Regions from separate parts of the Homo sapiens genome. Here all the other regions are linked to region 2. The links are chromatin contacts, found by Hi-C or POLR2A ChIA-PET in ENCODE. All regions are on one chromosome and are shown on one strand. The core of a region is the stretch at or near the end of the contact, and the rest is flanking DNA. Distances in the headings are between cores, read along the strand shown.

Region 1 (5,888 bases), core at 1,779-4,278, 170 kb before region 2:
AACCCCCACCTGGGATGATCCTGTTCCGTGGTGGTTATTCCATGGTGTTACTAGGTGTGGAAGAGAAAATGGGCTTTGGAAATAATGTACGTGAAGAACTTAGCACAGTCCTTGGCACGTAGCAGATGTTCAATAAACATAAAAGTAAATTTTTCCTCTCTTCCTTGGGTTTGAGAGACCTGGGGATGATGATATTGGATGCAGTTTTGGTTGCATGCTCCGTTTTTAAATTAGGGTAATGAGGTCCCCCCCATTCCTCCTCCCACTCAAACTTCCAGCTCTCCAGACATTTCTGTGGTAGATTAAAAATGAAACTCACGTCTTGGTCCTAGAAGTAAAAATAAGGAAAAATTGAGCTCTTCTTCCTGGATCATGTGTTGCCCTTTAAAGGAAGGATGGCACATGCCCTGGAAGAGTGGTACACCATTCAGTACAGAAGAGCAGAGGGTCAAAGGGGACCCTTTCCTGCATCTGTCGAGTAGTCCTGCAGGTGAGGATTTTGGTTGTCGTTGGTTTCACATGTCCAGGTGGAACCAGATGAATTACCTAATTTCTCCTGGCACTGGCTTCTGGGAAGTGGCCCAGATGGTCGAAGCCTGACCATTGGCAGAGTGCTAGCTTTGCTGGGCCGTGCCTCTGAACTGGGATCTGCTAGGAGCAGCCATTTGCCTTCTCCGTCTTGTAGCAGGTTCCATGTGAACAGACGAAAAGGGCATCAAATCTAATGTTCTAGAAAAAATAAGAGCCATCATTGGCTTATTTATGTTCCATAATATTATGGGGCCTGGCATTTTAATAATAATTATGCTCTGGGCCCGGCGCGGTGGCTCACACCTGTAATCCCAGCACTTTGGGAGGCCAGGCGGGCGGATCACGAGGTCAGGAGTTCAAGACCAGCCTGGCCAACGTGGTGAAACCCTGTTTGTACTAAAAATACCAGCTGGGCGTGGTGGTGCGCGCCTGTAATCCCAGCTACTGGGGAGGCTGAGGCAGGAGAATTGCTTAACCGGGAATTGGGAGGTGGAGGTTGCAGTGAGCCAAGATCACGCCACTGCTCTCCAGCCTGGGATACAGAGCGAGACTTCATCTCAAAAAAAAAATAATAATAATAATAATTATTATTATTATTATGCTCTGGATTTACTACTTAGTTGCTTTTTACTTGAGGAAGTGAAAGCTTTTTCATGACCTGTTATCTCATTGATTCTTAATTGTCTCTGAAGTCGTTAAAGTTTAATAGAGTCTATTATTCCCATTTTATAGGCAAAGAAATGGAGGTAACATGATTTGCTTTAAGTTGCAAATGAGTTGGTCCCTGAACTGGGATTTGAATTGGGTTCTTCTTCTTCTTCTTTTTTTGAGACGGAGTCTCTTGCTCTGTCGCGCCCAGTCTGGAGTGCAATGGCGCAGTCTTGGCTCATGCACTCTGCCTCCTGGGTTCGAGCGATTCTTCTGCCTCAGCCTCTCAAGTAGCTGGGACTACAGGCACCTGCCACCACGCCCTGCTAATTTTTTGTATTTTTTAGTAGAGACAGGGTTTCACCGTGTTGGTCAGGCTGGTCTCGAACTCCTGACCTCAGGTGATTCACCCTCCTTGGCCTTCCAAAGTGCTGAGATTACAGGCGTAAGCCACCACACCCGGCCCAGGTTTTCCTTCTTAAGTTTCACTTCACTGAGACCTTTAGGGGGAAAAAATCCACACATCTTTTTCTTTTTTCTTTTCTTTTTTTTTTTTGGAAGCGGAAGGACTTAAAGATACCAGATCATTGTGCTTTTCTGATGACTAGGTAGTGGATGATAGTTAACATTTATTGAGTGTTTATCTGCAGGAATCTGTGCTAGGTGCTGCATAGACATTACCTCATTTATTCCTCACAACAACATTCAAGGTAGAACTTATCATCCCCAGTTTTACGGATGACAAGGTTTTGTGAGGTCCTAGGTCAAGGGAGTGATAGTGAGTGACAAAGCCTTGACTGAAAGCAGGGCTGGGTTCAATCCTGGGCTTTCTGATTCCAGAGTGTGTGCTCCTCCTAACCCGTGTGCTAACGGGCCTTAGGGATGACTAATGGGCAGGCCTGAGAGCCCTGACGCCTGCTGCTGCCACCACCCCAGGTCTGATGGGAGGTGGGGTTGGACGGGCTTTATGTTCTATTGCAGTACAATTTTCACATTCTGGTCTTTTCCTTTGCTAGAAGCATTCATCTAGCCAGGTGGGGGGTCATTACTTTAGAAAAAATAATCAGAGCTGAGAAAACGTCTGCATTTGCAGAGAATGAAGTATTTAATAAGACCAGATGGGCCGGGCGCAGTGGCTCATGCCTGTAATACCAACACTTTGGGAGGTTGAGGTGGGCAGATTGCTTGAGCCCAGTAGTTTGAGAGCAGACTGGGCAACATAGCTAAACCCCATCTCTACAAAAAGTACAAAAATTAGCTGGGCGTGGTGGTGTGTACCTGTGGTCCCAGCTACTCTGGAGGCTGAGGTGGGAGGATTGCCTGCGCTCAGGAGGCCGAGGTTGCAGTGAGCTGAGATCACACCACTGCACTCCAGCACTCCAGCCTGGGTGACAGAGCAAGACTCTGTCTCAAAAAAAAAAAAAAAAAAAAAAAGACTAGATGGGGAGATGAGGGACAGAGAGAATCAAAGAGAATCAAAGTGGTTTGTGGACAGAGGAAATGAGTGATACTCTGACCCAGAGGCCATCTTTAGTGTCCAGGCCATTTTGCTTGAGCTGCTGGTGAAACTGTGAAACTGGAGGCATGGCACTTGGGCTAAAGTCTGTGCGGTGAATAAGGCCCTCAGTTTCTGCTTTAGGTGGCAGAGCTGAAAATCTGATTCCTTTTTGGTCTTTAGCTTCCGGTGTACTTCAATGCAGTACATTGTGGGCGTGGTGGGGATGTGGTTCAGAAATTTACCTAAACTCTGTGGACTTCCCCCTCTCTCCAGCCACGCACTCTGTCATCTTTGGTTCCAGTCTTTAGAATTCAGCTCGGATCCCCTGGGTGATGGGTGGTGTCAGACACTCAGGTGCTTGGATTGCCCCGGTGGAGAGAACAGCATCCTGCCCCCATGGGCTTCAGTTGTACGTGACTTGCTGTTTTCTTGGAGGTGGGCTTTAGTCATCTCTAGCTATAAAGACACAAAAAAACTGGGAAGAATGACCAGGAAACTGTCACCCCAAGCCTTGCAGTTGATTGCATTTTTTTTTTTTTTTCTGAGATGGAGTCTTGCTCTGTGGGCCAGGCTGGAGTGCAGTGGCACGACCTCGGCTCACTGCAAGCTCCGCCTCCCGGGTTCACACCATTCTCCTGCCTCAGCCTCCCGAGTAGCTGGGACTACAGGCACCTGCCACCATGCCCGGCTAATTTTCTGTATTTTTTTTTTAGTAGAGACAAGGTTTCACCGTGTTAGCCAGGATGGTCTCGATCTCCTGACCTTGTGATCCACTGGCCTCGGCCTCCCAAAGTGTTGGGATTACAGGTGTGAGCCACTGTGCCCAGCCTTTTTTTTTTTTTTTTTTTTTTTAAATTGAGACAGCATCTCACTCTGCCACCTAGGCTGGAGTGCAGTGGTGCGATCATGGTTCACTGCAACCTTGACTGCCTGAGTAGTTGAGACTACAGGCGTGCACCACCAAGCCTGGCTAATTTTTAAAATTTTTTGTAGAGATGGGGTTTTGCCACATTGTCCAGGCTGGTCTAGAGCTCCTGGGCTCGAACAATTTGCCTGCCTCAGCCTCTCAAAGTGCTGGGATTACAGGTGTGAGCCACCATGCCTGGCCCCATTGACTTTTTCTCATTGGTGAGTTCAACAGAGGAGAGATGATTGCCGCAGTTTTAAAAAAGAAAAGAGGCCAGGTGTGGTGGGTCATGCCTGTAATCCCAGCCCTTTGAGAGGCCGAGGTGGGCAGATCACCTGAGGTGAGGAGTTCCAGACCAGCCTGGCCAACATGGTGAAACTCTGTCTCTACAAAAAAAATACAAAAAATAGCCAGGTGTGGGTGTTGCACACTTGTATTCCCAGCTACTCAGGAGGATGAGGTAGGTGGATCATTTGAGCCTGGGAGGCCAAGGCTGCAGTGAGCGGAGATCGCACCACTGCATTCCAGCCTTGGTGATAGAGCAAGACCCTACTGTCCCAAAAAAAAAAAAAAAAAAAAAAAAAAAAATTAAAGAAAAGGCTGGGTGCAATGTCTCACGTCTGTAATCCCAGCACTTTGAGAGGCTGGGCCAAGGTAGGAGTATTGCTTGAGGCCAGGAGTTTGAGACCAGCCTGCGCAACATAGTGAGACCCTGTCTCTACAAAAATTTTAAAAATTAGCCGGGCATGGTGGTGTACACCTATAGTCGCAGCTGCTCAGAAGGCTGAGGTGGGAGGATCACTTGAGGCCAGGAGTTTGAGGCTGCAGTGAGCTATAATCACACCACTGCATTCCAGTCTGGGTGACAGAGTGAGACCCTGTCTCTTAAAAGAAAAAGGGAGGACAGAAATCAGATTAAAGAAGAGAGAAGAAGTGAGACTGTTGGCTTATACCTTGATGAAAGGTGGAAGCGGAAGGGCAAGAGCTTCTGCTAAGTAGTGAGGACCTTGGCAAGGACAACAGTATCTTTTTCGTGTTCTGTTAGGCCGTGTCTCTCTAGCGCCCAGCTCAGAGTGCATGTGTGTTATGTGTGAGGGAATCTAGTGAGGAGTCTTCCTGCATTAGGCACGTCTGCAGGTGTCTGTTGAATTGTATATCTGTTGAAGGATTCAGTCTGGTTAACTCTGGCAGGAGATTCGGTCTGGTTAACTCTGGCAGGAGAGGGATGGACAGCACAGCCTTGTGGTTAACTAGTGGCTTTTATTGACTTTTCCTGTGTAAAGGCGAAATAAACCTTAGTGGGTCCCAGGCTTCTCTTCTCTCCTGCCCATGCTTCTTTTTTTTTCTTTTTTTTTTTTGAGACAGAGTCTTACTCTGTGGCCCCGGCTGGAGTGGCCCCAGCTGGAGTGGCATGATCTCGGCTCACTGCAGCCTTGACCTCCTGGGCCAGGCCATCCCCCAACCTCAGCCTCCTGAGTAGCTGGGACTACAGGCCCACACCACCACACCCGACTAATTTTTAAATTTTGTGGAGAGACAAGCTCTCTCTGTGTTGCCCAGTCTGGTCTTGAACTGCTGGGCTCAGGTGATCCCTGCAAAGTGCTGGGATTACAGGCACCCCACTGCACCCAGCCCTCTGTCTCTTTTCTGTTGCCAGTTGAAGTCTGGAGGTAGCATGGGTCCCGGGAGGCCAGTGCCAGTGTTGGAAGCCAAGAGAGGAGGAGCAGCTTGGTCAGGGGGAAGATGCAGAGTGCTCACTCCTGGCACCTGGAGCCCCCAGGGGAATGGCAGCTACCCTTTAGCGTGGACTGTCCCCAGCCCACAGAAAGTCAGCTTACAGAGGTTCTAGCCATATTCCTCCCTCCTCCACCAACAAAGCTCCTTGTTGTGGCTGAGAATTGTCAGGCTGTGATGGGACAGGGACAGGGGTGGGAGAGCAGCACCTGGCGCTGATGAGCACAGCAGCGATGGCAGCATCAGAGATGCTTAGAGACTGTTGGCCATGCCACACTGTCCTGAGTGCCCACGTGTCTTAACGCGCTCAGTCCTCACCACAGCGGACAGACGGGGTGCTGTTATGATCCCTGCTTTTCACACTAGGAAGTGGGGCACAGAGGGCTAAAACAAGTGGTGGCGTCAGGATTTAGATGAAGGCATTGGGTTTTGGACTTGTGGTGTCACAGACCAGTTGAGGGCAACTGACTTGGGCATATTCCACGGGGTTACCTCCGTCCTGGGGGGTCACCGCTTCCTGTCTTCAGACCCCTCCTCCATATTTCCCTCTCTTCACTCTTGAGTTCTCTC
Region 2 (5,384 bases), core at 1,071-3,570:
GCTGCTCTCCCAGTTCTGCACACTCCCCTCCACAGGCAGAGGCTGGGCCAGACCCACAGGCAGCCTTCGGTGGTCCCCTCCCTACCCCATCCACCTGAGGAGAAGTGCGTGAGGTCTGTGAGCAGGAGGCATTCTTCCCTTTGTCCCCTTAGTCGGGCTTGGGTAGGTGGCTTCTCATGCCCAGGTACCCTGTCCTGCTGATGCCGCTCTCTCCTCCCTCCTGTCTCTCTCCGCCTGCTCAGCAGCTGCTTTGCCTGACATGCATTGTTTCTGATGGTGGCCCTTCCCCTTCCCCTTCTCAGTTTTTCTTCATTCCCTCACTCTGGCTATGTGGTTATTTCCTCACAGTAGTTCCGAGTCTGAGATGGAGGAGGAGGGAGAGGAGGAGGAGGAGGAGCCTCGCCTGCCCCCATCTGACCTGGGTGGTGTTCCGTGGAAGGAGGCCGTGCGGATCCATGCCCTTCTGAAAGGGAAAAGTGAAGAGGAGCTAGAGGCCTCAAAGAGCTTTGGGCCTGGGAATGAAGAGGAGGAGGAGGAGGAGGAAGAATATGAAGAGGAGGAGGAGGAGGACTATGACGAGGAGGAGGAAGAGTCCAGTGAAGGTCAGAACAAAATCTCTGCTCCGAACTCTGCCCTGCCCCCCAAAGTGATCTGTTTCATGCGTGAGTGTAAGAGGTTTCTGGGGCTGACGTCACACGGACGTGCCTCCTGCACAGCCCAGGGACCACCCCTCCTGACATAAGACATGGGGGGCAGAGGGGAGGACACCGTAGCGTTGAGCAGGCGGTTGGCAGTGGAAGTAATGTCCCTTGTGCACATTGGTTTAGAAACTGGAAGTGGAAGGCAGAGAGCCAGTCCAAGTACTCATCCAAGTTAGGCCACTCCTACTTGTCTCCACCTCGTTTTCTCTTTTTGCCCTGTAGTTTCAGTTGAAAAAATTAATAAGGAAAGGGAATTTAGCTTTCTAGAGGATTCCCTGATCCTAGTCTAGGGTTTCGGAGGTGGCTATGAGCTTAGTGCCCACTGGATGGGGCTCAGTTGATGGCACGCAGGGCAGCGTTTTGGGGACAGTGTCCTGAAGGGATACTCAGGCCCAGGGGCCAGCCACTCTGGCTGGTTCTGAAATAGTCTCTTGCCTTGGACTTGAGATTTTTCAATTCTGCCCCATCTCTGGGTGTGTGTGGCCTCAAGTGATGAGGAGGGACTTGCTGGGCCTGTGCAGGAGAGAAGGCCATTCTTTCTCTGCTCCAGCAGCGCAGAAGTCTGGGGGGTGGTGAAGACGGAGCCAGGGCAGGTGGAGATCTGAGTCCCCAAAAGATAGATGTGGAGTGAGCAGGAAGGACATGACCTTTAATTTCTGAGCACCAGTGACTCCCTGCAGCGGTCAGAGGATCGGTTGAGTTCTCAGTGACCCCAGGCCCTGCAGAGCTGGCACTGTGCTCATCTCTGCTTCTCCTGGCACCTGTGTGCTTGCTGCCCAGTCCCATCCGGGGGTCTGTTTTCTCTGGCACACAGGGCTGAGCCCTTGCCTGACAGGGCTCATGTTCCTGATCCAGTCCCCTGGGAGCTGTGCAGCTCCAGGATGTTGGCCCCAGTGAGGTGGGTTAGCAGAAGGAACCGCACCGTTGGGCGTCCGCGAGAACAGCTGGCGTCAGGGACTTCCTCGGGCTCCCTAAGGACCTGCTCTCCCAGTTCTCTACTCTTCCCTCTGAGGCAGAGGCTGGGCAGGACCCACAGGCAGCCCTTAGTGACCCGCACTCCACACCCTGTCTGCCTTAGGAGAAATGGGGTCTGTGAATCTGGGCTCTCCCTCCATGCTGCCGTGTCTGCGGAGCCAGGTGCCGGCGTGGCCTCTGCTAGCCAGCAGAGTGAGCATGCACAGCTGGTCCAGGGCACGGTGTTTTGTTTGCACTGTTCCAGACATCGTCATCTCCATCTGATGATGATCACTCGGCAGCTTTGAGCCCTGGCACAGCTTCGGGTCGAAGCACGTTCCCTTTTCAGGAGAGTTGAGCCGAGCTTTCCTTCACGCAGACTTAATTTCCTGGACTTAGTGCTAACGTCAAGACCAAACCTGTAGGAAAAGAGCTTTAACTACACAAACACATACTGACAGATTCAGCCAAACTCCGAGAGTCCCAGACCGGAGCCTGTGTCCCTAGCGCAGGTGTGTCTGTCGGGCAGCCGACGGTGCCTGTGCAGGCAGTGGCTGGACACCACTACTCCCTTCTCTTCCCTCCCTGCTTGATCGCGCTGTGGGATTCCTGATGCTGTGTGGGTCTCTGGCTCCCCCTGCTGTAGAAGGGGAGTACTGCCCCTGGGACACAGAACTGCAAGGCCAGTGGCGCCAGGTACCTCCCACAGGAAGAAGATTTGAGGACATTTAAAGGTACCCACTTTACCCCGTGCCCACCTTCTACCCCAGCTCCCTGGCAGCCATCCAAAATTTGCCTCCAAGAGCATGTCTCACAGACAAAGGTCTGTGTTTTATGGAACTGTGCTGACGGGCTCTGCACACATCTCACTGGGCTACTCTCCCTGGTCCCAGCCTGCCCAGACAGTCAGGCGCAAAGTAACATGTGAGTCAGAAGAGGTTCTGGAGGAAGTTGGAGAAGGCTCCAGAAGTGGCCTCATGGAATGCGGCCCCATCTATGCCGCATATGTTTTACTGCAAGCTCATCTCCAGCCAAGACTTGGCTCCTTCTCTGATGCAGGAAACCTATCGCCAGTGCAGGTGCCTTTAATGTTTCTCTGAGAAAGGAGGAAATGCTGGCTTGTGCTGTCGATAAGTCCCCAAGGCTGCATGTATTAGCAGGAAGCACAGCAGGACTCTGAGAGAAGAATGTGTCTCTTCTCTTTGTTGCTGAGAAGGTAGAGAAAGGCCCTGCACTCTTTGACTTACCTTCCTCAGTCCTGTGCATCCAGGCTGTTAGGTGACTCTGCTGTGACTTAGTCCCACCCAGCACCATAAAGAAAGGCAAATTGACGGCCGGGTGCAGTGGCTCATGCCTGTAATCCCAGCACTTTGGGAGGCCGAGGCGTGTGGATCACCTGAGATCGGGAGTTTGAGACCAGTCTGACCAACATGGAGAAACCCTGTCTCTACTAAAAAATATAAAAAATTAGTCGGGCATGGTGGCACATGCCTGTAATCCCAGCTACTTGGGAGGCTGAGGCAGGAGAATTGCTTGAACCTGGGAGGCGGAGGTTGCGGTGAGCTGAGATCGTGCCATTGCACTCTAGCCTGGGCAACAAGAGCGACACTTCGTCTCAAAAAAAAAAAAAAAAAAGGCAAATTCACCTCAGAAAAAGTCCACAAATCTATAGAGACCAGCAACATCTATAGAGACCAGCAACTCCAACAAGGGGCTAATACTCCACATACGGCTTGCAGGGCCAGCAACAAATCTATAGAGACTAGCAGCTCCAACAATGGGCTGATACCCCACATACGGCAGAGCACAGGGCCAGCATCACACTGGGTGGTCTTGCTGGTCCTTTCTGCCCATTTCACATTCCCTGTTGCTTGAAGAGGCTGTCATAGTGACTGAAGCCAAGGCCAGATTGTCTGGTTAGACTCAGAGGAGGCATGTCACCCATTCCCAGATGGAAGCTGGCTCCTGGCAGGAACACGAATCCTTCAGATCAGGTGGCACCTGCTGAACAGCCACCTTCCCTTCCCAGTTGCTAGCTGTCCCTTTATCTTAACCCAACTGTGTGGCACGGTCCAAGCACTAAGTACAGGGATCCCACAGGGCAGGGATCCAGAGGGGCCACTGGTGAGTTTCCATGTAGCTGAGAAACCAGGCCTTGTTTCCAGAGGTGATAAGCAGGGCACCACATGGAGTTCTCAGGTGAGGGCTTTGACCTCAGAGAGCTGTTGGTCTCATTCTCGCCTGTGAAATTCCAAGGGTTTGGAAACGTACATGAAAGAGCTCTGCTTCCCTCCCAGCCATCACCTCCCCTGACTCTACCCTCCACTGGGATCCGTGTCCTTGCCTCAGACCCAGCATGCAGCATGAGGCCCACTAAGGGACGGGGACTTTTTCTCTCCAGCAGCAGCTCCAGCTGCAGAAGATGCAAACCGAAGTGCCAGCAAAGTCTATCTCTGTCCTGTGTGAGCTGGCCGGCTGGCGGCAGAATGACACAATCTCTTCCCACCTCTCTCGTCACCTGGCCATCAGCTGGGCGAGTGGTGGTGGGCACCTTGCTGTGTGACCAGCAGAGGGGCAGGATAGTGCATCCTGGGGTCTCACACTGTGCTAGGGACAAAGCAGGTCCTTGTGACCCCTTGGGGCTGGGCCTGCAGAAGCAGGCTGGAATCTGCTCTTTTTCCATCTTGGTGCATGGGCCCCCTGAATGCAGCTCAGGATGAAAGGAGCCTCAGAAAGGAATGTGTGATTCTCTTCACTGAATTGAATGGTACATATACGGCTGGAAATGACCAGGTCACACTGAATGAGCAGAAGGACTGTGCGTGTGTGTCTGTGTGTCCATGCGTCTGTGTGTGTGTGTGTGTGTATACATGTGCATACATGTTCTTAATTTTTACTTCTTTCTGATTCATACTGACCCTGGCCAATGCTGTAACTTCTCTTTCTGTTTCCTTTCCCATGCTATTTCATCCCCTCCTTCCCCACCTCATTTCTCCACCCCTTGACCCTGGGACACTAGCCGGGAACCAGAGGCTCCAGCAGGTCATGCACGCGGCGGATCCTCTGGAGATCCAGGCTGACGTGCACTGGACTCATATCCGTGAGAGAGAGGAGGAAGAGAGGATGGCGCCGGCCTCTGAGTCCTCTGCTTCCGGAGGTAAACACTCCCAGCCCCAGGCCGCAGTGTGCCCCGAGCACCACCCGCCTGCTGCCTCTGTCGCCACAGGGGGCCTTTCTGTCAGGGCAGAGCCACCCATGAGGTCACACACGGGAGCCAGGCGCATCCCGCTTTGCTGCTGTCAGTTGTGACACCTGTACTTTTCATCTGAGGATATGTGAAGTTCTCTGTGGATTAAGAGGTTGTGGACTCTTTCTCCATTGATGCAAAATGGTAAAATGAACCTGATCTTGGGTAAACCAAGAATTTTCTGTCTTTCTCTCATGTTTCTGGTCACCGCTGCTCTTTCCTCACTTCGTAAAACGTTCTGGTACTTTTCTTAGAGTGTGTCTGGACGTGAATGTGTGTTGGCAGGAAGGGGGCGGGAGGGGCATGTTTGGAAGTGAAATGAAGTCTTGGGAAGAGATTTCTGTCCAGGAGGCCTCCACAGTAGCATCGTCTCCAGCCCCAGGCTTTAGGTGTGACGGTCTGTGTCACACAGTAGGATGAAGATGAACCTTATTCTGGCTTTTTTAAATAAAGGAATAGCAATAAGAGAAGGACCGTGGAGA
Region 3 (5,376 bases), core at 1,913-4,412, 220 kb before region 2:
ATGGCGCCCAGTCCCATCGACCACCCAAGGGCTGAGGAGTGCGGGACTGGCAGGCAGCTCCACCTGCAGCCCCTGTGCGGGATCCACTGGGTGAAGCCAAGCTGAGCTCCTGAGTCTGGTGGGGACGTGGAGAACCTTTATGTCTAGCTCAGGGATTGTAAATACACCAATTGGCACTCTGTATCTAGCTCAAGGTTTGTAAACACACCAATCAGCACCCTGTTTCTAGCTCAGGGTTTGTGAATGCACTAATTGACACTCTGTATCTAGCTACTCTGGTGGGGCCTTGGAGAACCTTTATGTCTAGCTCGGGGATTGTAAATACACCAATCAGCACTCTGTATCTAGCTCAAGGTTTGTAAACACACCAATCAGCACCCTGTGTCTAGCTCAGGGTTTGTGAATGCACCAATCGACACTGTATCTAGCTACTCTGGTGGGGCCTTGGAGAACCTTTGTGTCCACACTCCCTATCTACCTAATCTGGTGGGGACGTGGAGAACCTTTGTGTCTAGCTCAGGGATTGTAAACGCACCAATCAGCGCCCTGTCAAAACAGACCACTCAGCTCTACCAATCAGCAGGATGTGGGTGGGGCCAGATAAGAGAATAAAAGCAGGCTGCCCGAGCCGGCAGAGGCAACTCGCTCTGGCCTCCTTCCTTAGTGTGATAGCTTTGTTCTTTTGCTCTTTGCAATAAATCATGCTGCTGCGCACTCTTTGGGTCCATACTGCCTTTATGAGCTGTAACACTCACCACGAAGATCTGCAGCATCACTCCTGAAGCCAGCGAGACAACGAACCCACGGGGAGAAAGAAACTGAACACGTCCGAACATCAGAAGGAACAAACTCCAGACGCGCCACTTTAAGAGCTGTAACACTCACCGCGAGGGTCCGTGGCTTCACTCTTGAAGTCAGTGAAACCAAGAACCCACCAATTCCGGACACAACATGACCTGGGGCAACTCACTGAAACCCCGGTGCCTCTGCTGCTGCTGCCTTTTTTGTGTGTGTGTTTTTTGGTTTTTTTTGGAGATGGAGTCTCGCTCTGTTGCTCAGGCTGGAGTGCAGTGGCACGATCTCGGCTCACTGCAAGCTCTGCTTCCCGGGTTCACGTCATTCTTCTGCCTCAGCCTCCTGAATGGCTGGGACTACAGGCGCCCACCACCACACCCAGCTAACTTTTTGTATTTTTAGTAGAGATGGGGTTTCACCGTGTTAACCAGGATGGTCTCGATCTCTTGACCTCGGGATCCGCCCGCCTCTGCCTTCTAAAGTGCTGGGGATTACAGGAGTGAACCACCGCGCCCGGCCCTTTTTTTCTTTTTTGAGACAGAGCCTCTCTCACCCAGGCTAGAGTACAGTGGTTCGATTTCAGCACACTGCAACCTCCACCTCCCGGGTTCAAGCGATTGTCCTGCCTCAGCCTCCCGAGTAGCTGGGATTACAGGCACCCGCCACCATGCCCAGCTAATTTTTTTTTTTTTTGCATTTTTAGTAGAAACGAGGTTTCACCATGTTGGCTAGGCTGGTCTTGAACTCCTGACCTCCAGTGATCCGCCTGTCTTGGCCTCCCAAAGTGCTGAGATTACAGGTGTGAGCCACCATGTCCAGGCTTCTTCTTCTTTAAAATATATCATAGCATCTACTCCCTTAGAGGAGTTATGTGAAGATTAAATGAGTATGTGTGAAGCGGTTAAAACAGTTCCTTGCACAGCACAATGTAAGTGCTATTCATATTAATTTTTTTTAATTTTTTTGAGACAGGGTCTTGCTTTTTTGCCAAGCCTAGAATGCAGTGGCATGATTGTGGCTCACTGCAGCCTCCACCTCCCCAGGTACAGGTGATCCTCCCACCTCAGGTTTTGGGGGTTTTTTGGTTTTTGTTGTTTCTGTTTTTTTAGTAGAGGGGTTTCACCGCATTGTTCAAGCTGATCTCGAACTCCTGAGCTCAAGCAGTCTGCCTGCCTTGGCCTCCCAAAGTGCTGGGGTTACAGGCATGAGCCGCCGCATCTGCCTGGTATTAATATTAACGTTAAGGGAATCTCCCCTCCCCTCCCTTCCCCTCCCCTCTCCTTTTCTTTTCCGGCGTCTCACTTTGTCACCCAGGCTGGAATGCAGTGGTGCAATCAGCTCACTGCAACCTCCGTCTCCAGGGTTCAAGCAATTCTCCTCCCTCAGCCTCTGAGTAGCTGGGATTACAGGCGTGTGCCACCACACCCAGCTAATTTTTTTGTATTTTTAGTAGAGACGGGTTTCGCCATGTTGGCCAGGCTGGTCTCGAACTCCTGACCTCAGGTGATCCACCCACCTCGGCCTCCCAAAGCGCTGGGATTACAGGTGTGAGCCACTGCACCTGGCCAATCTTTTCTTTTTAATTACAAATAACAAGAGAGAGGATTGGGGGTTAAAACTTTGGGAGAGAAAAGGGAGAAGCCACGTAAGCAGAGAAGAGATGGTTCCAAGAGTCCCCATAGAAACTTGGCCTCAGAGAGGGACAGAGACCCTTCTGCTGCTGAAACAAGGCAGCCTACAGTCCCCAGGGTGTCCTGTCCATCTCCACCATGACTCCTGCCCAGGACCACCCCAGTGCTCAAGCAGGGCAGCCTCACCTGCTTTAGCACAGAAGCCTCCTGTCGGTTTGTTTCTCTGGGGGCCTGATTCCCTGAAGCAGCAGCAGGTTTCCCACCATCTTTATCGCTTTACCTCTGCCCAGGATTGCCACACGCGGTGCATGTGGGGAAGAGCTCATTGGGGAAGATTCTGGCAGAAAGATAACCAGAAAGTTTGCACCAAAACCCAGCCTGACCTCTCTCTCCCCTAAAAATCGGGTGCATAGACTTCCTGTTCCTTGCACAGCATAGTAATCCGTTTTGTTGCTAATATTTACCAGCCTTATCCAACTGTGAGGCCAGGCTTCCTCTGAGGCCTCTGGGACCTACCCCAGCAAACGGGTCCTAGAATCTCCACTGCCTCCCTTAAATGATGGGCTAGGGAGTGACTGGGGAGACGCAGGGTAGAACCCCAAAGACGTCGTCCTCATACTGTTCCAGACAGAAGGAGCCAAGTCTTGATCTGTGCTGGCAAAGTAATTTTTCAAACTGGAATTGCTGGTAAGGCTGCTTCCCTAAAAGGCAACTCAAGTCCTGTCCTCGGCCTGCCTTTCCCTGGAGCCATGGCTCCCTGCCATTGTGCAGACACTTCTCTAGATTCTCTAGGGCACAGGGTTCTTCTAGTCCATTCTCCCCCATCTCAACCCCTTAACTGCCCTCTCAGCTACCCTCAGCCCACTCAGGATAACAATGAACATTTGGAAAACTTCTCTAATAATGCTCTAGAAAAGCAAAAACGGCGCGGTGGCTCTCGCCTGTAATCCCAGCACTTTGGGAGGCTGAGGTAGGCGGATTACTTGAGGTCAGGAGTTCAAGACCAGCCTGGCCAACATGGTGAAACCCTGTCTCTACTAGAAATACAAAAAAAAAAAAAGCCAGGCATGGTGGCGGGTGCCTGTAGTCCCAGCTACTTGGGAGGCTGAGGCAGGAGAATCACTTGAACCCGGGAGGTGGAGGTTGCAGTGAGCCGAGATCGCACCACAGCACTCCAGCCTGGGCGACAGAGGGAGATTCTGTCTTAAAAAAAAAACAAAAAACAAAAAAAGCCGGGGCGCGGTGGCTCACGCCTGTAATCCCAGCACTTTGGGAGGCCGAGGCGGGCGGATCATGAGGTTAGGAGATTGAGACCATCCTGGCTAACACGGTGAAACCCTGTCTCTACTAAAAATACAAAAAAAAAAATAAATTAGCCAGGCAAGGTTGCGCTCGCCTGTAGTCCCAGATATTCAGGAGACAGGTGGGAGGATTGCTTGAGCCCAGGAGATCGAGACTGCAGTGAGCTGTGATTGCGCCATGGCACTCCAGCCTAGGCGACACAGCGAGACCCTATTTCAAAAAATTAAAAGATGGGTTCAGCCGGGAGCAGTGGCTCAAGCCTGTAATCCCAGCACTTTGGGAGGCTGAGGTGGGCGGATCACCTGAGGTCAGGAGTTCAAGACCAGCCTGGACAACATGGTGAAACCCTGTGTCTACTAAAAATACAAAAATTAGCTGGGTGTGGTGGCAGGCACCTGTAATCCCAGCTACTCAGGAGGCTGAGGCAGGAGAATTGCTTGAACCCGGGAAGTGGAGGTTGCAGTGAGCTGAGACCATGCCACTGCACTCCAGCCTGGGCAACAGAGCGAGACTCAGTCCCGGAAAATAAATAAATAAATAAATAAAAAGATGGGCTCATCGAGGACCATGGGTCTCCTTTGCTCTGCTCTCTGCAGAGTAGATTCATTAAACAGAAGGAAAGATGAGGGAAGCACAGCCAGTGCTGAGGCCCCCTCAGGCCTCCTTGGGTTTTCACGCCAGGAATCAGAACCGTGGCTCAGGCCACGTGTCAAAATCACAATTTGCCATCCTTCTCTGCTCTAGGTGCCACCTTTCTCGCAGTCTTCACCTGAGCCTTGAGGTGAATTCTTCCTGTGGGTCCATCTGACTTCCCAGGCAAGAAACAGGAGAGGCTTTTAAAATCGCTATGATTACTTGAACACCTGAAGCACTTGGAATAGGAGGGGAACAGGAAAGGAAATCCGTTAAAGGCACTGTGAGGCAGATAAAACGCGGAGGGCGGAGAGATAACTGGGTGGAAGGCGCTCGTCACAGCAGCGAGCGGCACGTGGTGTTTGCCGAGCTCCCTAAATGGACAGGGGCAGAACGCGTTTCTGTCTGCCTTTGCACGGAAGGAACTAATCCCCTTGGAAAAGGAATGGGTTCTAAGAGGGTCAAAGGAGTTGCTCGAGGCACCGCGTGATTCTGCGGCAGCAAGGGAATGTAAACCAGCTGCGCGCAGGCAGCGCCTCCGTGCCCGTTCTCGTCGGGCGTCGGGCTTCCTGTGTGGTCCGGAATCGGTCTTCTGCTTTCTGGAATCTTAAATGCACTGGCAGATGAGGGGGGGACTTTAGAGCTATGTTCCTTAAATATTCTCAGGCCCTAGAGAAAAAGATTCTTGTTTATTCTCATTAGCTTACTTATGTTTCATAACACCCGCACCTTCTGCCTAACAAAACGTGAGGTGTGACTCCATACACAGAGAACGTCCGGAGCACCGGACGATGTGGGGTGAGATTCCAGGAGGCTATTTGGGATCATGTACGTGCCATTAGCACTGCTTTCTTTCTGTTTTTGTTTAAGACAGGGTCTGGCTCTGTCACCCAGGCTGGAGTACACTGGCACGATCAGGCTCATCTACAGCCTCCAACTCACATTCTCAAGGGATCCTCCCACGTCAGCCTCCTGAGTAGCTGGGACTACAAGGGCTTACCACCATGCCCGGCTA
Region 4 (5,090 bases), core at 1,097-3,596, 130 kb before region 2:
TGCCACAGGTGTTCTGTTCTTTCAGCACGTGTTGGTTGACTGCTTAGCTGGATGGTGGCCCTTGTCCATGGAACCTCTGTCTCACCTACCCTTGATCAGTCCCATGGAGTGTGTGCACACATGGGTGCCCAGGAAGTACTTACAGATTTGACTTAGTCCTTGGATCCTATTTCCCCTGTTCCACTACCCATTCCCATCTGCTATTTCACTTTCTTGAATTCCCTCTTACTTTTCTTCCTTTGTCTAGTTCTTACAGATAACCCTAACCTCCAATAATTTTCTGTCAATTAATTGCAGCTGCTTCCTGAGTTCCAGCTGCACATTTAGCAAGGCTCAGGCTACACTGGGGGCAGATACATAATCATTGAAATAATTACTCATGGACCATTTTTGCCAGGTATCATGGAAGATGCTTTAGAAATGCATTCTGTCGTTTACTTCCTAGAAATACCCTAGACAGTTGGTACTGTCTTTATCACCATTGGCAGGGGAGTTAACTAGGAATTGGACAGCCAAGTGTGTGGCAGAGTCAGGATTAATCTCAGTCCAACTCCCAAGCCTGTGCTCTGAAGCCCTCTGCTACCCTCATCTCCTGAGGATTGGTCATGGTTCTTCCCCTGAGGAATTTTCCATTGGAGAAACAGAAACAATGCAAACAGTACTGTCTGGATATGAATAAGGATTGAATTGTTTGGAACTGCAGAGGAGTGAGGAGGTGGAGGGGCTCAGAAAGGACGAGAAGAGATGGAGGCTTTGTGAAGAAGGCAGGTCTTCTGCGGGGTTCTGGAATAAGGCTGGAGAGGGGAGGAGGAGCGCTCAGGTGTGGGGAACCACACCCAGGCCCGAGGGAGTGGAATGTGCCCACAGGCTGTGGGGCCACTTTGGAGGGCAGTTATCTCAGGGAAAGTGGGATGAAGCTGGGTGGCCAGAGTCAGGGACTGGAAATTCGATGGGAGGCATGAAGCAGTGGATGATAAGGAAACGTGTGTGGTTGTCAAGCAGGATGTGGCAGGATGAGGGTTCTGTCTGAGAATGATGAAGCTGGCAGCAGATGGCAGATCCTGCATGGCATGGAGTTACCTCCGACTCCTCTCTAGTTCATGTGTGTTGACTCTTCATTGCCTGTGTGCCCTGTGGCCCAGTATTATTTCTTCTGGTCCTGGGAACAGCTGTCTACATGGAAGTCCCACGGTGGTTGGTCCCGTGGTGGTTGGTCAGACCACCCTCGAGTGCAGTGTAGTGAAAAGGCATAGAATGTGGAGGTTGGAGACCTGGATTTTTGACTCCTGGCTTTATAGCTTACTAGTTGGACAAGTGATCTGACCTTTCTTAATTCTATTTTCCCCCTTATCTGTAACTTGCAGATAATTATAACTACTTACAGGGTGGTTTCTGGATTAAGATGATAGCAGATATCAGTAGAGAGGCTACTTAGTGTTCACGGTTCCAGGCTTCCTGGGATCAGGTGTCAGCTCTTACTGTGTGACTTGGGGCAAGTTACGTAGCCTCTCTGTCTCCTTTTTCTTGTCTATCACATGAGGCTGATCGCTGTATTAAATACTTAACTCACAGTGACAATCAGTATATCAGTAGTAAGTGATGAATACACTATAGCTGCAGTTATTCCTGGGGGCCTCATCTTCATCAGCACCATTATTTCAGTCCTTGGGATGAATGGAGTCAGTGCTTTCTCTAAGGTAGGAGACCAAAGCATGAAGACTCTCTGATGTGTGGTAAGAAATGGTCTCTAATCATTGTGTTAGTGACATGCCTTCAGGACCTCTCTTAAGCATTGAAATTATAGGCACCCTTGTGCCAGTTCCAGGGTCTTTTAGGGGTTCCGGGTATTATTGCAATCCTGTAAAAAGTCATTGCTTTCTGATACAGAAGGACTCTCGCAAGCACAGCCATTCTCAGGCACAGAAATAGTTCCCTTCCTTTTTTTTTTTTTTTTTTTTGGAGACGGGGTCTCACTGTGTTGCCCAGGCTGGTCTCAAACTCTCTTCTTTTTAAATAGAAGGGGAAGGAGGGAAAGGAGAGCAGCGGATGCATGGATTTCCTTTGGCCCAGTTTCCTCCCTCTGTCAGAGGACTTCCTACCGCAGGGAGTGGGAGACACCTGGGGGCAGGCCCGCACCTGCTCTGTGCCCTTTCAGCGATGGCGTTTCTGTTTTGGAGTGTTTGCTTTCCCCTTTTCCCAGACCTCCACCGCGCTTCAGTTTAGCAGTGCGCTTACGGTCAGCAGTGCCATGCGGCTGCTGCTTCTGAAAACCCCCAGCCCTCCTGAACCAGCCAGTGTCCCAGCTGAGCAATTCGGGGTTTTTGTTTTGCTTTGTTTTTTAAAACAAAACTCAAAATCATTGGACCTTATCCTCTGTAGTTGAAGTGAGAGTTACTTTCTGAGGACTGGCTTGTACCAGAAACCAGCTGGTTTTAAGTTGCTGCAGATCTTTAAAGGGACAGCTTATTTGTGGACCAGATTTCCCTACTCACAGAAACTTTCTGTCAGAGGGTTCTAGTGTGGAGGTGGGTTACAGATGGCAGAAATGCCCGAGTTTGATTTTAAATTTTTAATCTTCACGTAGGGTCCAAGTCCTGTGGAGCTAATCTCTGACATCCCCACCCTTGCCCTGTTAGGGTTGGTCAGTGATACATGTGGACGTGTGCTGTGTGCGCAGATAGTGACAGGACCCAAAAGCAGATCATCACATAAGAGTCAGGGCTGTTCGCTGGGGCCTGTGGCGTTGGCAGCAGTGTCCTCAGCCAGCAGCTACTGTGTACATGGCTGGGAGACGGGGCTTTGCATATTTGGCCTCAATCATATAAGGTAAGAATGTGAGGAGAGGGATGTGAGGGAAGAGCCTGGTGCTGTGGAATGCAGGGACAGAGGGCAACAGCAGGCTGGCCTTCTTCCTCTTGAGCTGAGGAGAGGCAGATTTTTTGGGTCTTGATTGGCTCTTTTCTTCATTCTTGTTAGAACACGGAATTCCAGCTCCAGTAGTAACACCATTTTGAATCCTTTGTTTGTAATGTCCTGGAGACTGAGATTAGGAAGCAAACCAACCTTTGTCTGCCTTTGGGGAAGGCCCAGAAGGAAGTCTCTCTGTTATTACCTTAATGGTACCAATTAGTTGGTAACCAATAATGGTTGTTATTGCCATTGTGTTACAAAATTTGCGAGGGTCTCAGATTGTACTGTGTATTATAAATGCAGCAAGAGTAGGGACCACGTCCTTAAAATATGTCCCCACGACCTTGTGCCTATTTGACCCTCAGCTGGTAGCCTGATGGGTAAAGCGGCTCCTTGTCTGCACCAGGGCATCTTACCTTGCAAGGCAATGATCGGCCTGTGGGATTCATGTGGGTGTGGAGTAGGAGGAGACACAGAAGCGACCCTCCTGGCTGGATCAGCATGGGTAGCTGTGTCTTCAGTGAGGCCTGACTATTATCCACTTGCGAAGTTTGTGGTGACTCCTATGGCTTATGGAGCACGTTGATGGGGTGCGGGCTCACAGGAAGAGTCTCACCTCAGTGCCAAGGGGTGTCAGAGATGCTCACTGCCCTCCTCTCCTTGGGGTTGCATGGAGGCAGGATGGCGCTTGGCCGTGGCAGGGTAAGGAACCGGCGACGGAGGCCCATCACGTGTTCACAGCTCTCCTGCGTCAGTGCTTGGGAGATAGGGACTGTCAGGTCCTTAGCCCGCATTTATGTGAAGGCAAGGGGAGCAAAATCATTGTCATTAAAGAATGGAGATGGCTGTCATTTCATCTCACGCCATGGGTGTCCCTAACAGTCTTCCTTTAAACATCCTGTGTCCAGCTTGGGCAACATGTTGAAACCCTGTCTCTACAAAAATACAGAAATTAGCCAGGCGTGATGACACATGCCTGTAGTCCCAGCTACTTGGGAGGCTGAGGTGGGAGGACCACTTGAGCCTGGGAGGCGGCGGGTGCAGCGAGCTGAGATCACCCCACTGCACTACAGTCTGGGCGACAGAGTGAGACCCGTTTCAAAAATAAGTAAGTAAATCTGTGTCTAGGAAGGTTGTAGCTGAAGTTAAATTATTGATTGGAATAGAAGTGTTTCTCGCTGGCTAGGTGTGGTGGCTCACACCTCTAATCTCAGCACTTTGGGAGGCTGAGGCAGGAAGATTGCTTGAAGGTAGGAGTTCGTGACTGCCTGGGCAACATAGTGAGACCCTGTCTCTAAAATTTTTTAAAAAAAAATTTAGCTGGGCATGGTGGTGTGCTCCTGAGGCTAAGGCAGGAGGATCCCTTGAGGCCAGGAGTTCAAAACCAACCTGGGCACCTACAGAAAAACAAGTGTTTGTCACCTTCCTGCCCTTTCACAGGATACAGATAAGAAGGGAGTAACACCAGCAGCTGGTTTTTATGCCGCCCTGTGTAGCTCATTTGCTTCATTTCTGTTCAAAGGGTCCTTGGAAATTGCTTATTCCTAGCACCTAAAACTACACCTGCCATAGTTAGTGCTCCAAATTTGTCGAATAATTTTCCCTTTTTAAATTCTGGTTCCCACTGCTGCAGTTCTAACCCATCCCCTTTTTTCTTGTGCTCGAGCACCCCTGGATGTGGCCTGGCCGCAGTTCCATCTTCCTTGATGCTACCCTCCTGGCTGCAATCAGGCGGTGCTGCTTTGAAGGCTCCTGTCCTCCTCCCAGGTCCCACACCAGCTCTCCTGCCCGGCTCTAAGAGCCCTGGGTCAGCTGCCTGCCTGTGCAGCGCTGCTTCTCTACCTCTGCCCAGCCTGCGAGTGCCTGCTGAGTGCGTGCCTCCGGTGGCACTGTGCTTCCTCTCCCTGAGCGGCCCTCTCTGTTCCTTCCCAGATCCCAGCTCTGTACCCCGACAGCCTGCCTGCCCAGTTGAGGACATGTTTGCTTGTTCGCTTTCGCACTTACGTTAGTTTTCCCCTTGAGTTCCAGGATCTTTAGCTTCTGGAGGGTTGGAATGATGTCTCGCTTTCCTCTCCCAGCAGTCGTCACACGCCATGTGATATGTGCAGTCAGCAAGCACTCGATTGACAGACCTACCCCTCTCTCCAGTCACTGGCCTTGAAAATTATCTGTAAGAAGCA
Region 5 (5,392 bases), core at 761-3,260, 240 kb after region 2:
TGTAAATGGAAAAAGTATATAAACTCATAAGATATGCTGTCAGAGTTGGGTTAGATTCCTGATTCTGCCACTTACTACCTGGGTAATCTTGGACTCGTTTATTCAGTTTCATTGAGTGGTGTCGTCCATTTAGTGTTGCTATAACAGAATACCCGAGGCTGGGTAATTCATGGAGAAAAGAGGTTTATTTGGTTCATGATTCTCATGGCTGGAAAGTTCAAGATTGGACAGCTGCATCTGGTGAGGGCCTCAGGCTGCTTCCACTCATGGCAGAAGGTGGAAGGGGAGTGGGTGTGTGCATAGAGACCACATGGCGAGAGAGGAGGCCAGAGAGCCTAGGGAACCAGACTCCCTATCATACCAGCCCACCCTCTGCTCACAGTCGAGTCCTGCCGGAGCTAGAATCCAGGCCCTCGCCACAGTTCATTGCCTCGGGATCTGCCCTTGAGCCCTGAACACCTCCTACTATGCTCCACCTCCCAACACTGCCACATTGAGAATCAAATTTCACCATTAGTTTCTGAGGGAACAGACTCAAACCATAGTAGTGAGCCCTGATTCCCTTATCTGTAAATTGACGTATTAGCACTAACCTCATAGCATTTTTTATCTTATTTATTTATTTATTTATTTTTTGAGACAGAGTCTCACTCTCACCCAGGCTGGAGTGCAGTGGCACGACCTCGGCTCACTGCAAGCTCCACCTCCCAGGTTCACACCATTCTCCTGCCTTAGCCTCCCGATTAGCTGGGACTACAGGCACCCGCCACCATGCCTCGCTAATTTTTTTTGTATTTTTAGTAGAGACGGGGTTTCACCTTGTTAGCCAGGATTGTCTCAATCTCCTGATGTCGTGATCTGCCCACCTCGGCCTCTCAAAGAGCTGGGATTACAGGCGTGAGCCACCGCACCCAGCCTCTTTTTTTGTTGTTGTTGTTGTATTTTGAGTAAGGGTCTCTTTCTGTCACCCAAGCTGGAGTGCAGTGGTGTGATCTCGGCTTGCTGCAACCTCTGCCTCCTGGGTTCAAGCAATTCTCCTGCCTCAGTCTCTCAAGTAGCTGGGACTACAGGCACGCCCCACCATGCCCAGCTAATTTTTGTATTTTTAGTGGAGACAGGCTTTCGCCATGTTGGCCAGGCTGGCCTCAAACTTGAGTTTGGGAGCACCTCGGCCTCCCAAAGTGCTGGGATTACAGGGGTGAGCTACCACGCCCGGCCAGCAGTGGCATCTTTTATCAGACACACATGCAGTCGTGATAGGGCCTCATCAGTAATGAGCAGGATTGGGCTTAAGAAAACATTCAGATGAGGATTGAGTGATTTGCAAACTGAGATGAAATCCTCTCTTTTTCATTTTGTTGGGGAGGGCTGGCTGTGATAATTAAAACAGGTTTTGTAACATAAAATCAAATTGACACAGGCTGGGCGCGGTGACTCACTCCTGTAATCCCAACACTTGTGGAGGCAGAGGTGGGCGGATCACCTGAGGTCAGGAGTTCAAGACCAGCCTGGCCAACATGGTGAAACCCCGTCTCTACAACAATACAAAAATTAGCCAGGCGTGATGGCAGGTGCCTGTAATCCCAGCTACTGGGGAGGCTGACGCAGGAGAATTGCTTGAACTCGGGAGGCAGAGGTTGCAGTGAGCCAAGATCGCACCATTGCACTCCTGCCTGGGCAACAGAGCGAGTCTCAAAAAAAACAAAACAAATTGACACATAGTGTCACTTGGTAAATGACAGTTATTGAGATGAATACAGTCAGTTCTCTGTATCTTTGGGGTCCACACCTGTGAATTCAACCAACTTTTTCTTTTCACTCCCTAAACACTACGGTATAACAACCATTTACATCGTATTAGCTATTTTAAGTGCTGTAGACATGATTTGCAATATAGGGGAGGATGTGTGATGGTTGTATGCAAATACTACGCTGTTTCATATAATGGACATCTAGGCGGGGACTGGGGTTTCCTGAAACCAACTGTGCGTTACATCTTCAGAAGCTTTTTCAGTTCCTTTCAAGCCTGTTGCTTAGGTTGCGCAGTCTACACACCAAGACAAGGGCATTCCTCTGCGGGAGTAAAGGGTACCATGTATCTTTCTCAAGTCTTTGAAAATGATTATTTCCTGTGCTTTTTTTTTTGCAGAGCTGGTGGAGTTGAGATCTATAATGGAGATCGTAAAATAAAGGTTTCCAACACCCTGGAAAGCCGGCTGGATCTCATAGCCCAGCAGGTGAGTGTGGGGGTACTTCTTGGTAGTTGGTCTGCTGTTACTTTGAAGTGGGACAGAGAACACGTGTCCATTCACTGGTATTTGGGATTTGTTGCTGTCTTTCCAGTTTTGGACATTTTCTCAAAAAGAATGAGAATTGGGCATGTAGTAGCATTTGCTGAGGTGGTAACATTTACATGAGGGTGAATTTGGGGTCAGAACAAGTGTTTTGTTGACCTAGGATTCGAATATGTACATTTTACTACATGTAAGGTGCTGACAAGTTCTTTCTCTAACAGGAGTGATGGGAACTAAAGCAAATACTTGTGTTTTTTTGTTTTGTTTTGCTTTTTTGAGATGGAGTTTCACTCTTTTTTGCGCAGGCTGGAGTGCAGTCTTGGCTCACTGCAACTTCCACCTCCCAGGTTCAAGCGATTCTCCTGCTTCAGCCTCCCGAGTAGCTGGGATTACAGGCACCTGCCACCACACCCGGCTAATTTTGTATTTTTAGTAGAGACGGGGTTTCACCATGTTGGCCAGGCTGTTATCAAATTCCTGACCTCAGGTGATCCACCCGCCTTGGCCTCCCAAAGTGCTGGGATTACAGGTGTGAGCCACCGTGCTCAGACACAAATACTTATTTAAAGGAATTATCATAAAGCTGCTGGCTTTTCAGATGTTTCCAGATTTGTACACAGGAACTCTAGGAAACAAGCCAGGAAAATTCCATTTGTTCTAAAATGCTGGGCATCTTCTAGACTTCTAGTGGGAGTCTATTGCTGTGGCTGCCAACCTAGTTATTCCCTGACCTAGATATGCAGTTTACTGTTTATGCAGATACTTGTCTTATAACTAAAGCACTTTCACCTTGATTTTTTCATATTCTGGTAACTTAAACCTCAGAACATTGTTTCCTAGTAGCCACTGTCCCATCCAGTATCATAGCCACTACTCACTTACGGATATTTAATTAAACCGAAAAATTCAGTTTCTCAGCACACAATAACCATCTGTAGCTAGGACTGCCCTGTTGGACAGCCGAGCCTTGGAAGTCCAGGGTTAAGTTCTCCTAAGGATTCATCAGTGGCTGTAGCAAGTGCTTCCAGCCTAAGCTGGCATTGGAAGTGTTCTTTGCAGCTGCTGTGGCCATAGTAGGCACTCAGTAAATGTTTGTTGAAGAAAGAGTGTAGGTGACCCAGCATATTGTGGTGAGATGATTATGATGAGTTAAGTCTGAGATAGTAGTGACTTTAGGTTTTTTTTTGTTTTGTTTTTTTTTAATGTGTCCCTTTTGTAAGCAGTCTGAACCCCAGATTTGGGATGAGTTAAGTTTCTCACCAAGGAATGTGTTACTTGCTTCAGGGAAGGAGAGGGTGGCTTTGATGTGCGTGGCTTTGTGAGTCCTTCCCAGCCACATAGAGGTTCATGGCTTTCCACCTGTGGTTAAGATGTGCAGCACTCTGGCCAGGCTTGGTGGCTCACGCCTGTAATCCCAGCACTGTGGGAGGCCGAGGCGGGTGGATCACGAGGTCAGGAGATCGAGACCATCCCGGCTAACATGGTGAAACCCCGTCTCTACTAAAAATACAAAAAAATTAGCCAGGCATGGTGGCAAGCACCTGTAGTCCCATCTACTTGGGAGGCTGAGGCAGGAGAATGGCGTGAGCTTGCAATGAGCGGAGATGCGCCACTGCACTCCAGCCTGGGCGACAGAGCGAGACTCCGTCTCAAAAAAAAAAAAAAAAAAAAGATGTGCAGCGCTCTACAACTTCTTCAGCTGACATTGCGTATTTATTACACTTTCTCTCCACAGATGATGCCAGAAGTCCGGGGAGCCTTGTTTGGTGCAAATGCCAACAGGAAGTTTTTGGACTAAGCCTTCAGGAGGTGGAGCTCGTCGTCAGCTCTCCTGCTGTGATGTGGAAGCTTCTGATATTTGAAGAAACACGAATGTCTCTGTAGCTTCCTCTTCACTGCCCCAGTATTGCTCTGTATTTATCAGCGATGCCCCTCTGTCACTCATGCCTTGCCTAATTGTTCACAATGGTGGAAAGCTTCATGTAATATGATCAGGACCCACCTCCAGTTCTTCTGAAAGTGTGACAGTGTCCAGCCGGTTCTGCAGCACTAGGGGAGGGGGCAGATGGTGGTTGCATGGGCTTCCTGGGTCTCCACTCTCCGTCTGGCCTAAAGGTGATGTATTTGGTGTTTGGCCCTGCAGTCCCCACTCTTGAGGCTTAAGGCGCATGTGGCACACCACTCCTTCCAGCAGTAGTCGCTTTACTGTTACCTGTTTAGGCCTAGAAGTTTTCCCTCATCTGTAAATGTGATTTAAAATCTAAGCCATGAATATGCTTTATTTATTAAAAGAGTTATGCGGATTTAATGTGATTTCTAGTGTAAGGCACTACAAATTTAGGTTTTGACAGAGTCAAATTCTTACTGAGGCACCTAGAAAAGAAGTATTTTCCCAATCCCCGTGGCACTTGATGGTGACAGCTGTCAGCACCTGGACCCGTTAACCCTCTGGGGGTCCCCTGGGCTGTTGCCCGTTGTTCCCAGCCCATCACCAGGAGCATTCTTTCCACCCTTGCAATCTTCCACACACCCCACATGGCTCTTCAGCGTGACGTGCACAACTTTATTGAGGAAATAGTTTTATTAGTGTTGCCCGAATGAGAAAAACCAAGTTGTTTGTTTTTTCTTTTTCTTTTTTTTTTGAGACGGAGTCTCGCTCTGTTGCCCAGGCTGGGGTGCAGTGGTGCCATCTCGGCTCACTGCAAGCTCCGCCTCCCGGGTTCGTGCCATTCTCCTGCCTCAGCTTCCGGAGTAGCCGGGACTACAGGCGCCCGCCACCACGCCTGGCTAATTTTTTGTATTTTTTGGTAGAGACGGGGTTTCACCGTGTTAGCCAGGATGGTCTCGATCTCCTGACCTCGGATCCGCCTGCCTCGGCCTCCCAAAGTGCTGGGATTACAGGCGTAAGCCACGGCGCCAGACCCAAAAAACCGAGTTATTTTGGAGCAGGTCACTGTGTGCTGGAACCAGATCCTTTCACAGAGGCCCTGTTCTTCCTTCCCTGTCCCATGTTTTATTTTTCCGTAGGTGACGACTAAGAGCTGCCCAGGGCCTTGCAGCTAGTACATGGTGGAGCTGGGACTTGAACTGAGGTCTGT

The links. A loop is a pair of places that touch in the nucleus more often than their neighbours do. ChIA-PET counts read pairs that join two places held with the same protein, here RNA polymerase II (POLR2A). Pooled maps may share reads with other maps.
Region 1: a map of PC-3 shows a loop between it and region 2 (5-fold over the local background). The contact joins two enhancer-like sites. A Hi-C loop is called at or near these places in 14 of 168 maps with a recorded cell type or tissue (CD8-positive, alpha-beta T cell, Calu3, HepG2 and 11 more), 5 of 37 single-sample maps with no recorded cell type and 22 of 50 pooled maps. POLR2A ChIA-PET finds 5 or more read pairs at or near these places in 3 of 52 experiments (A549, HEK293 and activated naive CD8-positive, alpha-beta T cell).
Region 3: a map of motor neuron shows a loop between it and region 2 (2.9-fold over the local background). The contact joins two enhancer-like sites. A Hi-C loop is called at or near these places in 13 of 168 maps with a recorded cell type or tissue (GM11168, GM12878, GM18951 and 8 more), 1 of 37 single-sample maps with no recorded cell type and 4 of 50 pooled maps. POLR2A ChIA-PET finds 5 or more read pairs at or near these places in 3 of 52 experiments (B cell, K562 and T-cell).
Region 4: a pooled map shows a loop between it and region 2 (4-fold over the local background). The contact joins two enhancer-like sites. A Hi-C loop is called at or near these places in 1 of 168 maps with a recorded cell type or tissue (esophagus squamous epithelium) and 4 of 50 pooled maps. POLR2A ChIA-PET finds 5 or more read pairs at or near these places in 2 of 52 experiments (MCF 10A and WTC11).
Region 5: a loop to region 2 is called in a pooled map, with 2.6 times the contacts of the local background. The contact joins two enhancer-like sites. A Hi-C loop is called at or near these places in 2 of 50 pooled maps. POLR2A ChIA-PET finds 5 or more read pairs at or near these places in 2 of 52 experiments (OCI-LY7 and T-cell).

Annotation. Positions count from the first base shown.
Region 1 is chr22:17,993,776-17,999,663 of GRCh38, reverse strand. All of the region lies in intron 1 of MICAL3 (microtubule associated monooxygenase, calponin and LIM domain containing 3), which reads left to right. Among named protein-coding and RNA genes, the nearest start is that of MIR648, 16 kb to the right of the region's middle. RefSeq lists enhancers at 3,024-3,223, 4,815-5,315, 5,316-5,816. Within about 2 kb of position 3,028, at least 5 of the 41 ENCODE cell types and tissues checked have a DNase peak (open chromatin) inside an H3K27ac peak, as active enhancers do.
Region 2 is chr22:17,827,072-17,832,455 of GRCh38, reverse strand. MICAL3 (microtubule associated monooxygenase, calponin and LIM domain containing 3) reads left to right here. Exons shown (of 32, transcript NM_015241.3): 21 at 349-602; 22 at 4,675-4,812. Among named protein-coding and RNA genes, the nearest start is that of LINC00528, 52 kb to the right of the region's middle. Within about 2 kb of position 2,320, at least 14 of the 41 ENCODE cell types and tissues checked have a DNase peak (open chromatin) inside an H3K27ac peak, as active enhancers do.
Region 3 is chr22:18,048,022-18,053,397 of GRCh38, reverse strand. No RefSeq gene overlaps it. Among named protein-coding and RNA genes, the nearest start is that of LINC01634, 21 kb to the right of the region's middle. Within about 2 kb of position 3,162, at least 2 of the 41 ENCODE cell types and tissues checked have a DNase peak (open chromatin) inside an H3K27ac peak, as active enhancers do.
Region 4 is chr22:17,962,052-17,967,141 of GRCh38, reverse strand. All of the region lies in intron 1 of MICAL3 (microtubule associated monooxygenase, calponin and LIM domain containing 3), which reads left to right. Among named protein-coding and RNA genes, the nearest start is that of MIR648, 16 kb to the left of the region's middle. Within about 2 kb of position 2,346, at least 3 of the 41 ENCODE cell types and tissues checked have a DNase peak (open chromatin) inside an H3K27ac peak, as active enhancers do.
Region 5 is chr22:17,591,374-17,596,765 of GRCh38, reverse strand. ATP6V1E1 (ATPase H+ transporting V1 subunit E1) reads left to right here. Exons shown (of 9, transcript NM_001696.4): 8 at 2,150-2,237; 9 at 4,030-4,630. The coding sequence ends at 4,092. Among named protein-coding and RNA genes, the nearest start is that of SLC25A18, 31 kb to the right of the region's middle. Within about 2 kb of position 2,010, at least 4 of the 41 ENCODE cell types and tissues checked have a DNase peak (open chromatin) inside an H3K27ac peak, as active enhancers do.